2 separate regions of the Mus musculus genome follow, and region 2 is linked to region 1. The links are chromatin contacts, found by POLR2A ChIA-PET in ENCODE. All regions are on one chromosome and are shown on one strand. Each heading gives the region's core, a stretch centred on a gene start or an enhancer-like site at or near the end of the contact. The rest is flanking DNA. Distances are from core to core; before and after follow the strand shown.

Evidence for each region. ChIA-PET counts read pairs that join two places held with the same protein, here RNA polymerase II (POLR2A).
Region 2: POLR2A ChIA-PET joins it to region 1 with 10 read pairs in Patski. The contact joins the promoter of Pmm1 here to the promoter of Tob2 in region 1. POLR2A ChIA-PET finds 5 or more read pairs at or near these places in 3 of 5 experiments (Patski and embryonic stem cell).

Annotation. Positions count from the first base shown.
Region 1 is chr15:81,855,206-81,861,110 of GRCm38, reverse strand. It overlaps Tob2 (transducer of ERBB2, 2), which reads left to right and starts at 2,785. Exons shown (of 2, transcript NM_020507.3): 1 at 2,785-3,175.
Region 2 is chr15:81,958,313-81,964,217 of GRCm38, reverse strand. Pmm1 (phosphomannomutase 1) reads left to right here and starts at 3,288. Exons shown (of 8, transcript NM_013872.4): 1 at 3,288-3,503. The coding sequence starts at 3,417.

The DNA.
Region 1 (5,905 bases), core at 1,536-4,035:
CCTCAGTTTGTGTGTATGAAGTTGTGACTCGCCTCAGGTTAATTGAGCCAATCATGAGCAGCTCTGCTTGTCCCTAGCGCCAAAATATCTGGCAGGACTTGCTTTGCTCTGAGAGGGGAAGTTGTTCCCACCCTGCAGTCGCCAGGGCTGGCCTCTGTGAAAGCCTGGTGAAAGCCCGGTGCCAACCTTTCACAAGACGTGTTTACTCAAATAGGAGGGGACTCTGGAATGCTGGAGTAGTAATTCAGTCTACAATTAAGCCCTGGCAAGATGAAATTACACATTGGGGAAGAGAAGAAGATTCCTCCTTACCACATAACTTGAGGCAGCAGTAATTAAGGATGATCGCCTCGCTCTATTTTATCCTTTCCTATTTATAGGCTCAACCTTTCCTCAAAACTCCCATTTACTAAGGAGACAGGATTTTTTTCAGGTTTTTTGTTGTGTGTAAACCTGCCCAAGGCTGATTCAAATAAAAGCACGAATACACAGAGACTCAAGGTCTTCCACTTGTATCTGCATTTTCTTTTTTAAAATCTGTATAAGCATTTCCTTGAGATACTCTTTGTTCCAGCTCATCCTAACCTTTTTCATCATTCTGTCTTGGAATATTTCTCATTGGGAAATGCTCACCAACTAGTGTTTATAGGCTGCAATTTGGCTAATTTTTCATGATGAAAAATATAAACTGTTTTGCAAATTCAGGTATTTTTTCAGAGAGGGAGACTGACCTATTTGAAGCAGGATTCACACACAATATTGATTAATCACAAGATTTCCATGTTTTTAGAAATGAATAATCGTGTTTGTCAACGTAAGAATATTTGTTGCATTAAATCGAAAACACACAGTGGGTGGCAGAACCGGGATATAAACCCACCTATTTCTATGGCCGCCTCTAATGATAGACTACAAATACCAGCTTCCCTTGCGATACCAAAGGGTACAAACGTTTGCTTACCAGAAGCTGTATCTAAAACCCAATCAGACGTCTCTCTCTGCTTGACGGCCAATGGGAGGGCTGTTGCTAACATATCTGTTTTATTTTTAGCTTTCATCCTTGTGGGCGGTCTCATGGCATTAGATGGAACACTGGGGGTGGGGGGGTGGGGGCAGGGCTGCTAAAAGGGAAGGGTGAAGTGAAGAGGGGCATGTATGACGCTTGCTGACGCACAAGTAGTCCCAGGAGAAGCCCCCGGGCTGTCCAGCTCGGATTGTGGGGGATGGGACACACGCGCTTAGGTTTCCTCCTGCCATCCTGGCACCGCGGAGTTTGCCCTCCCGCCCGGCATTTCTCTCCTCCTGTCTAGGAAAGCGTATTTAAATCTCTATACCTCCGTTGATCTCTGCTCTTGCCTACGTGATCAAGGAAAATAAAACGCACACAGTTCGTAACTGGAAACTTTCCGATCTCACCGCCCCACGTGGGTTCGGAGACTGCCGTTGCACCGGAACCTTCAGGAACGTGAATAAAGAATAGGGGTTGGCCAGGCGTGGTGGTGCACGCCTTTAATCCCAGCACTCGGGAGACAGAGGCAGGCTGATTTCTGAGTTCGAGGCCAGCCTGGTCTACAAAGTGAGTTCCACGACAGTCAGAGCTATACAGAGAAACCCTGTCTCGAACCCCCCCCCCCAAGAAAAAAAAAAAAGAAGAAGAGGAGGGGTTGTTGAATTGGAAAATAGGCGAACTAAGGCGGGGGCTAGGGGAACTGTACACAAGGCCAGCGGTCCTCCAGCCTAGTCTGATAGTCCAGTTCTCCTAGGGTTTCAACCCGCCACAGATCCTAGACCCCCTCATCGCTGAGCCTGCACTGTCACAAAGCCACAGAGTAGAAAAAGCGTGACCAAAATCCGGGCCCGGGTGCGCCTCGCTTCGCCGCCGCCGGGTGCTGTCGGGCTTAATGAACACCCTGCTCACCTTGCCAGGGCTGGCGCTTCTTCTGCGACTATTGCTAGAAGGAGCGCGGCTCTCATGCTCTCCTGTGCGTGGGTAACCTGCTCCAGAGAGCTCGAGGACCTCAGCAGAGGGGCGGCGGTCGCGCGTGGCCAGCCCTATTATGGTGTTTGGGACCCAACTTTCCGGGCTGGGAGTGCATGACTAACCGGTGCTCCGCTCTTTTTTCTAACCCTCGATCTTCTTGCACCCTTCCCTTCCCTTCGATCTTCCACGTCCCCACCAGGAGGGCGACACTGGTAAACTCAGGTTAGCCTACACTCAGATCCAGAACCTTCCTGGAGGTGGCATCGTGCCACTGTCTCCCCAAATTCAGAATGAACAAATCGGAACCGGGGAGTTCAAGTCACGGGGACCGTCAGAACTGAAGAGTCATGCCGTCTAGGTCTTAGGGAACTTTGAGAGCTGGGGCTAGGGTTTGGAGTTCTCAGGGCCCCGGTGATGCCAGCAACAGCCACTGTGTCCCAGGCTACTTCCTAATGGCCTGTTGTGTTCCAGGTCTGTCCCTACCCTCCCCGGGGTTGGTCTACACCGGTTTAAAAAAAAAAGAAAAAAACGTACATGGCGAGCTCAGACTGCTTTGGAGTCTTAAGAGAAGAAATCCGGCGCTAAGGCGCTCAGAAGGATTCCGAGGGTGAGCAGCCCCGCTGAGGACGTGGCAGGGAGGGGTCTAGAGGAGACAAGGTGAGAAGATCGCTATTACACTTCCCGCAGAACCTGGAATCCCAACCTACGACTGGGCTGCGAGGGGTTAAAGATGCCAAGGGAGGAAAAGTAGTCCCGGCCCCGCCCCGGCTGGGCGGAGGGACGCATCACGCAGGGGTGGGGAAAGCAGATTCATGCGCAGGGTTGCTGAGGGTGAAACTTTTCATTGACTTTGCTCACTTCGGGCCCAGGCGCGGGAAGGTGCAGGTCGTTGAGACTGAGTGTCGTGGGAACCGAGAGGCCAGAAGGACAGGACCTGCCAGACGAGTACATCCAGGGCTGGCCTCCATCCACCGCGTGACGGGTGCCATCCTCGGGTCCGCCATCCCCGCGCCGTCGCCGCCGAGCTCGACCTCCAAAAACAGCGGAAAGAATCACATGAGCTCGGTCCTCGTCCCTCTCTACCCTCAAACGACGTAAAAGGACACCGTGGCCCTCAGCCTCGCGGTGCCCGGGAAGCTGGGAGAGAGACCTCCGTCCCGCGGCCTGCAGAGCGGACCCTTCGTGGAGACCCGAGTGAGTGCGCGGGCTTGCGGGCGGGGGACGCCCACACTGGTCCACTCCCCTGCTGCCCCTCTCCGGATCCGCCCCTGTTTCGCTCTCCATCACTCTCTTTGATCCTGGGGTACCTAGTTTCGAGTGCGGCCCTCTCCTAAGCGGAGAGCGTTTCCTCCTTGACCTCCTTCCCCATTTATTCACGCCTCACTCGTTATGTTTTCCTTGCCCCCCCCCCCCAGAAACCAAACTCTGGCCAGAGTTAAATAAATTATGGGAAGGGAGGGGATTCTATCTTTATTTTTCGGCTGCTTTTCACGTGTGCGGGGTGGTGATTATTAACACAGTCTGTTTCTGTCCCTTTGGAACCTGTGAGATGGGAAATTTGGACATCCCCTTCTTGGTGACAGGGCCGGTTAGTGGAGAGTGCCCTTGGGTTGCCGAGCAAGAACTCATTGCAGGTTGAGCTCTTTATATACTTGTGTAGGCGGAAAAAAAAGTACCCAAAGAGCCTGTCGGATAGTGTATTAATTGTGTCTGATCTCTTCTATTCCTAAACTTCCCCTTCTGTCTGAGGGGGATGTACTCCGCCCTTGACCAAAAATCTAAGGAGGGAAAAGGGAAAAGCCATCCCCTCCCCTGGGAGCAACCAGAACTTCACACAGCAGGCTTTGGGATCAGCAGACAGGGTTTCCGGTGCCAGTTCGGTGTCTAACCTACCCCCCCCCCCCCCATCCACCCTAACCTATCCACCCTGGCCTGGGAGTGGGTTTGGTTTCTCTTTGATTTCTTAACAACAATAAAAATCCTGTTGCTTGCCTGAGCGCCTACCCCCAATGCCTCACTTAAGCACTGGGGAAAACAGCTGGTGTGGGAGGCAGGATTAGGGAGGTTTAACACCCTGCCGGGGAGGGTTGCTGAGGATCTGGTAAGTCTGGTCCTAGGGTAGGCCTTGTAATGGGGAGGAGACTCAGACTTTCTGAATATTGGATGATGCCCGGGTTTCAGATGTACGGATTTTGCTTGCCTGCCTGGGAACCTTTCCCCATTTCCTTTACCTGGGTCTGGTTTCTCAGATTTGTATTAAAAGTGGGGTAAGGCTTGGGCACTACCGGCTTCGGGCTTTATTGTCGACCGGGTGCCTCCTCACAGCTCTACTAGGAATTTCTTTGGCTTGGCCAACAAGACTGGAGAATCGGATCTAATGCTTGCCATTCCCTTCCTGGCTGTGGAGGTGCTGGAGCAGAGCCTACTGAGTATTAGGTGAAAAGGGCTCGTTTCTTCTTGAATACACTGCTCCTACATCTACCACAGACAGCGACACTCCTTTGAGATCCAGAGGCTGGGGCCGGAGCGGTGGCTCTATCCATTCCAGCCCACCTGGTTCATCTAGGAAAAACCCCTTAGTTGCAGAGCCCTGATTCAGTAAGCTTAGGAGGTCATGAAAGAAAAGGGGAGTTATTGGAGTCTAGCCTGAACAAGGACGTGGGGAGAAAGGATACCCGGTGAGAGGCCTTATGGGCAGATTTATGCCAAACGTCTCTGGTGATGGGGGGGGGGGGGCACCCACTCGCTGCAGTGCGCATGTGCATCGGAAACTTTTCCTGGGCTTCGGACCCTTGGCCAGGACCTAGAGCGGGGCATGCGCGGTCTATCTGGCTGGGCCCTCGCGTAGTACACAGGGAAGTGTAGTGTGCTCGAAAAGTAGGTCACGAGTTTCTAGCCTCGCCAGGAGGCCAGAGGACTACGTCTCCCAGAGTGCTGAGCGGTACCGCCTTGAGTGAGGCGAGCCTGGGGCCCCTGAGATCCCTGAAGGGACCTGCCTTGGACTGTGATATGGGGTGTAAGCCCGATGCGCTCATCACTGCAAATATCCTGGAAGGGCTGCAATCTATATTGCCCGCTGGGCCGCTGCCTCCAGGATAAAAGCTAAGGACTAATCCCTGGGAAGCAAGCTGAGCCTTGCTGTCGCTGTCCACTGTGGCTGTACTTCTTGACCATGTTAAAATGCCCCCACCTACCCACATTTACCTGAAGCATGGAGATGATTGATTCTAGGATGTTGGGAATTTGAGATACCTGAATTTTTTATATGGGAGGTATAGATTCCTTTTCCTCGCCCTTTCTACAACATTGCTTCTCTCTCGCTTTCTTCCTTCCTTCCTTCCTTCCTTCCTTCCTTCCTTCCTTTCTTTCTTTGGTTATCTTTCTAGTGTTTTGTTGAAAAAAAAAAAAAAAAAAGATCCGAGTCCACTGCAGCTGCTTAACAGATCTGTTTGTTCTTTTTTGGAAGGGTAGTTATTTCTAAGCTTTCCAATCTTAACGTACTTCCATAAATATTTTATATATAAGGACTATAATTTGCCCATCACTTTCTAAAAAAACAAACTCGGCCAAATGGTTGCGCCTATCTTTAGCTGAAGACAGGACAGTAGCAGCACTTTAATCCTCTGCTCTGTAAGCTTCTCGAAGTCAAAATTAGAGTCTGAGCTGATGGAGCAGGGGATCTCATTCTACTCGCCTGGCCTTTTTGTAAGGCTCCACACTGTCCATCTGGCCTGACATGTCCTCCAGTTAGAGAGGGGAAGGAGGCGCTTTGAGTCCTTGTCTGTGCAGAACACCTCTGAGGTATAAGTGATGTGCAGACCCGGTTGCTTATGCCACGAATGCCGGTTCTCTAGGCAGGGCTGATGACAGCAATCCCATTGTAGTTTGGAGTGAGGCAGCTTTTCAGTGACTTTGGCCTACATT
Region 2 (5,905 bases), core at 2,039-4,538, 100 kb before region 1:
TTTTTTTTTTTTTTTTTTTTTTTTGGTTTTGTTTTTTTGTTTTTTCGAGACAGGGTTTCTTTATATAGCCCTGGCTGTCCTGGAACTCACTCTGTAGACCAGGCCGGCCTTGAACTCAGAAATCTGCCTGCCTCTGCCGAGTGAGTGCTGGGATTAAAAGTGTGTGCCACCATGCCCTGCTGAAGTTTGTTTTTTTTTTTTTTTTTTTTTTTTAAAGATTTATTTATTTATTATATGTAAGTACATTGTAGCTGTCTTCAGACACTCCAGAAGAGGGAGATCTCATTACGGATGGTTGTGAGCCACCATGTGGTTGCTGGGATTTGAACTCTGGACCTTCGGAAGAGCAGTCGGGTGCTCTTACCCACTGAGCCATCTCACCAGCCCAAGTTTGTTTTTTATAGAGAGAAAAGATCTAAGGAAAGTTGAAACAAAAACAGAAAGTTAAGTCCCTCCTGTCTAAATTATTTCCTTTCTTTTCTAGTCACTGTTCTATTGGAGTCTGGGGAGTTGTAGTCTCCTTTGGGCCTAATAACAACCATCCCTCATACAACCGCCTACACATTACAAATTCAAAACAGGTAAGAAATGTCCCTCGAGGGACAGGCTTTGGTATCTCAAATAAGATAACCACTGATATTCTCTTAATTGGTACTACATTACATGATAAGGAAATCAAGCAAAGGAACACAAGTATCTGTACACACACATGGGAAGGAGTCACTATTTGTTTGTGGTTGGTTGGTTTTCAGAGACCTGATTTCTCTGCCTAGCCTTGGTTCTCCTGGAACTCATTCTGTAGACCAGGCTTCGAACTCAAACTCAAGAGATCTGTCTGCCTCTGCCTCTCAAGTGCTGGCATTAAAGGTGTGAAGGCATGTACCACCACTGCCTGGCTTCCTTTTTTCTTTTCTTTTCTTTTCTTTTCTTTTCTTTTCTTTTCTTTTCTTTTCTTTTCTTTTCTTTTCTCTTGTTTTCTGTGTGTGTGTATGTGTGTTGCTGTGTGGCTGTATGAGGCTCTGTACTCCCACCCCATGCTTGGAAGATACTGTGAAGCAGACAAGATTATCCAATCCCCTAGAACTGGGGTTACAGAGAGCTGTGTGCTGCCATGTGGGTTCTGGGATTTGAACCTGGGTCCTCTGGAAGAGCATCCAGTGCTCTCTTAACCACTGAGCAATCTCTCCAGCCCCTCTTCTCTTTTTCTTACCCCTTATGCTCAAGACCAGGTCAAAAACACTTAATGTGCATTGTCCACTGAGATGGAAAAGGGTGCCAGTGGCAAATCTATTAACCTGAGTTCAAGTCTCTGCATGGTGGAGAGAGAAAAGCGGCTCTTTAAAATTGCCCTCTAACCCCCCCCACATACACACACACACATGAGGTGTTTCATGCACATGCCCACACAGAAACACATAAATAAGTAAAAATGTAATTAAGAATGACAGAAAGAACCTGGGTGTGGTGGTGCACGCCTTTGATCTCAGCACTCAGGAGGCAGAGGCAGGCGGATTTCTGATTTCAAGGCCAGCCTGGTCTACAAAGTGAGTTCCAGGACAGCCAGGACTATACAGAGAAACCCTGTTTCAAAAAAACAAAAACAAACAAACAAAAAAAATTTAAAAAGTCAATGCCAGACAGTGGTGGCACATGCCTGTAATCCCAGCACTTGGGAGGCAGAGGCAGGCAGATTTTTGAGTTCAAGGCCAGCCTGGTCTAAAAAGTGAGTTCTAGGACAGCCAGGGCTATACAGAGAAACTCTGTCTCTGTCTCAAAAAAAAAAAAAAAAAAAAAAAAGAAAGAATGACAGAAAGGGGGCAGCTACAGTGTACTTACATATAATCAATAAATAAATCTTTTTAAAAATGACAAAAAGATATAGAAAGGGGCTGGAGAGATGGCTCAGCGGTTAAGAGCACTGCTGCTCTTCCGAAGGTCCTGAGTTCAAATCCCAGCAACCACATGGTGGCTCACAACCATCTGATGACCATTTCTGGTATGTCTGAAGACAGCTACAGTGTACTCATATAAGTAAATAAACCTTTTTTAAAAAAGGTACTTCTGAACATCTCTGAACACCATGATTCTCTCTCACTTGCTTATTCTGTCTGTCTGTCTGTCTTTATTTCTCTCTCCCTCTCATGTTCCCACTCCATTTCCCCAATAAACCTTGCCCTAGATCTGTTCCTGGCATGATGTCTTTTTTTTTTTTTTTTTGGTTTTGGTTTTTTAGAGACAGGGTTTCTCTGTGTAGTCCTGGCTGTCCTGGAACTCACTTTGTAGACCAGGCTGGCCTCGAAATCAGAAATCCGCCTGCCTCTGCCTCCTGAGTGCTGATATTAAAGGCGTGCTCCACTTATTACTCTTACTGAGGACCTGAGTTCAATTCTCAGCACCCATACTGGGCAGCTTACAACTGCTTGTACCTCCAGAACTAGGAATCTGAAGCTTTCTTCTGGCCTCCTGCAGAGGATCAGGGATTTGACACCCAGCACCTACAAGGAAGCTCACAACTGTGGGTAATTCCAGGTCCAGAGGATCTGACACTCACTTCCATCCTGACTTAGGTGGGCTCCTGCATGTACTTAGTGCACATCACCCCAGGCACACACGACAAAATAACACAACAAAAAAGACTCGCATAAAAGCTTACAAGTTAGAGATTTATGGCATATTGGCCCTTAGTAGGTTACTTTTGATTGGAAAAAAAAAAAAAGCAACAAACATTTCTCACAGTAGGTAAAAGCCATCATGGGATATTTTTCTCTTTTCTTCCTTCTCTCTCTCCCCCTCCCTTTTTTTGTTGTTTGTTTTGTTTTAAAAAATAGGGTCTTATCCAAGGCTGTCAAGGCTACAAAGGGAAACTCTTGTTTTGAAAAAACAAAACAAAACAGAGTATGTAGCCCTGGCTGGCCCGGAACTTGTTTTGTAGATAAGGGCCTCTGCCTCAGAAGGGCTGGATCACAGGTGAGCCAGCACGCCGGGTTCTCCCTGAGACTTCAAGCTCAAGATGACAAGGCAATACCTTCGTCCTACTAACCTTGGGAATCACAAGCAGAAGGCTCTGAGTCCCGCCCTTGCCCCCCAACCCCCCCCCCCCCCCACCGTAGGGAGCGCCCTGAGATCAACCTCAACCCGCTGGCCCGACACTGTCTTCCGGTTCAACCCCTTTTCCCGCCGGTTCCTATCTCCGTCGGGTACGAGGACTCTGACCCCGCCTACTGCCACGCCCCTCAATCCTAGGTGCCTGTACTCTTCTTTCGGCGCCGCAGGCCCCGCCCCCTCGCGGGAGGGCCGATGGCCACTGCTCCTCCCCGTGCTGCGCAGCTGGCCCCGCCCCGGCCCCGCCCGGCCTCTGTCGCACGCGACCCTGGCGGTGGCTGCAGCGACAGCGCTTGGCGCGCGGAGCTACAGCCATGGCAGTCGCCGTCGAGGGCGCCCGCAGGAAAGAGCGCATCCTCTGCCTGTTTGACGTGGACGGGACCCTCACGCCAGCTCGCCAGGTAAGGGCCTCGAGGTTCCAAAGCTCCCGCCCAGAGTCACGCCGGCATCCGTGACCCAGCGTGAAGCCGTCACTGCCATGTCAACGCAGACACCTGCGCGACCCTGTCGGAAACGTGGAGTGCAGTGGTACCGGCTCCTGTCACCGAGGAGATGGGACCCAGGCCCTCTCGGCCTTCCAGGCCTCAGCGCTCCCCGCGCGGGTTGGCATCCACGTTCCTGCCGGGAGCGCAGATGCTGTATCCAGCCTCCGGGAGGAGCGTCTATGGGCGATAGGGCGGGTATCCCCAGTTCCAGGCTTGCACAGGCCCAGGCTGGGCTCTGGGGTGGTCTTACCCCATTTTAGCCCTAGGATGCACAACTAGTCCGTCCTCAAGCTAGCGTGAGAACGCGGCGTTCCAGGCAGAGCTCCGTGCGCTTCTAAGCCCACGGTCGCCCTCTACTGAGGGCAAGGAAGATCTCTGAGTCTTTGCACTCTGGCGTCCATAGGCCTAAAACTGGGTTTAGCTCCTTAAGCCTCTTAGGATGTTTGTTTACCTTCCACCTGGAGTTGGAGGGAAAGAGAGCTGCTTTTCTGATGAGTTTTGGTTTTTGTTATTGGTATCCTTTTGGTTCCACCCATGTGAAGGTGAAAGGCCCCAGGGCTAGTCTGTTTACAATAGAAGCACTGTAAAAAATGGGAGTGCATTCTCCTGTCTGCACTTTATAGTTCACCCTCCAGTCTTTAGCCATACCTAGTTTTTCTCCCTTCGAGTCATCCTGGGTCGTTCTCACCCATCCTTCTACCTTTGGGATCACCGGGATGATCAGAGCAGAAATGGGGGTGGGGGGCCGAGCTACTGGGCAGAAGCCCGTGTGAACCTAAGTCTTAGCTTCCTGGTAGGCCTTCCACTCTCCAGAAGGAATCGGGCATCTTTCTTTCCATCCAGCAGAGGTGGATCAGGAAGATGCAGGATTGGAAAGGAGGTGGTCTAGCCTAGGCATGCCTGATCCTTGTGCTGCACTGACTTGGCAAGGCCTGAACAAGAACCGCCTGTCAATTTGTCTACTACTAGACAGACTTAATGCTTACTAGAAAAGCTTAATGCTTTTTTTTTTCTTCTTCTTTTTTCTTGTTTTGGTTTTTTTGAGACAGGGTTTCTCTGTATAGCCCTGGCTGCCCTGGAACTCACTCTGTAGACCAGGCTGGCCTCGAACTCAGAAATCTGCCTGCCTCTGCCTCCCAAGTGCTGGGATTAAAAGCATCCGCCACCACTGCCCTGCAGTTTAATGCTTTCCAAAGCTAATTTTTAATTATACATGTAAGTAATGAAAACTTTAAAGGCTAAAGACCACTTCGAACCTCGCCAGTATCCCAGGCCCAGCCCCCATCCTCGAGGTAGTATACTGGAGCCCCTTTATCTCAATTGCTTTGCCCACAGCACATACTAGACATGATTTTGTGAGGCTCTGTTTCTGACTTGGCATTATCCTGCTTATGGTATCCTGCAAGTTCCTTTAGACCATAAACAGCATGCTTTAAGACCTTGCCCCGTTGGAAGCACAGATCTGGCTTTATCTGTGCCCTGGTCTGGTAATGTTTCCAAGGAAGTATGTGTCACTGTCTGGCAGATAAGCATAAGAGTTGCTTGCAGCCAGTATTTCACTATTACAAACCATACCCCAAGGAGCAGAGAAGCTGAAATGCTAGTGGACAGGGGATGGACATGAGAGGTGTCAGTAGATGTTGCCAAATACTTTCAAAACAGTTGCACCAACTTATGTTTTTGTGGGGGCCAGAGTTCCCGTTTCTTCTCTCCCCTTGTCGCTAGCTAGCTAGAGTCTCTGATATCTGAATATATGGAAGTTTGAATTCCGATTCACTTGTTCAAATTTCCTTGGTGGAGAATCCTTTTATACTTTGGGCACGTTATTTCATTTAATGGCTACTGTGGTCCCCTTAAAGTGGCTCCTGGTGTGGCAGACATGTTGTAAAACGGGAAATGGGGCACAGAAAGGCAGAGCCCTCTGCTTAAGGCCTCTTGCTCAGATACATGAGCCAGAGCTAAGCAGGTAGAACTTCTGAGGTCTCTTTGCCTTGGGCAAGTGAAGAATCTTTTATTTGAAAGATTTGCTACCAGAGATGTTTGCAGGTTTGGATGTTTTTCACATACTGAGCATGTGCGTAATGAGTTGTTATTAGGCATCAGGAGCCACCCGGACACACAAAATCTGTTTGTGTTTTAAATCTCTTTTTTTAAAAAAATGATGTATTTATTTATTTTATGATTATAAGTACACTATTGCTGTCTTCAGACACACCAGACAGAAGAGGGCATCAGACCCCATTACAGATGGTTGTGAATCACTATGTGGTTGCTGGGAATTGAACTCAGGACCTCTGGAAGAGCAGTCAGGGCTCTTA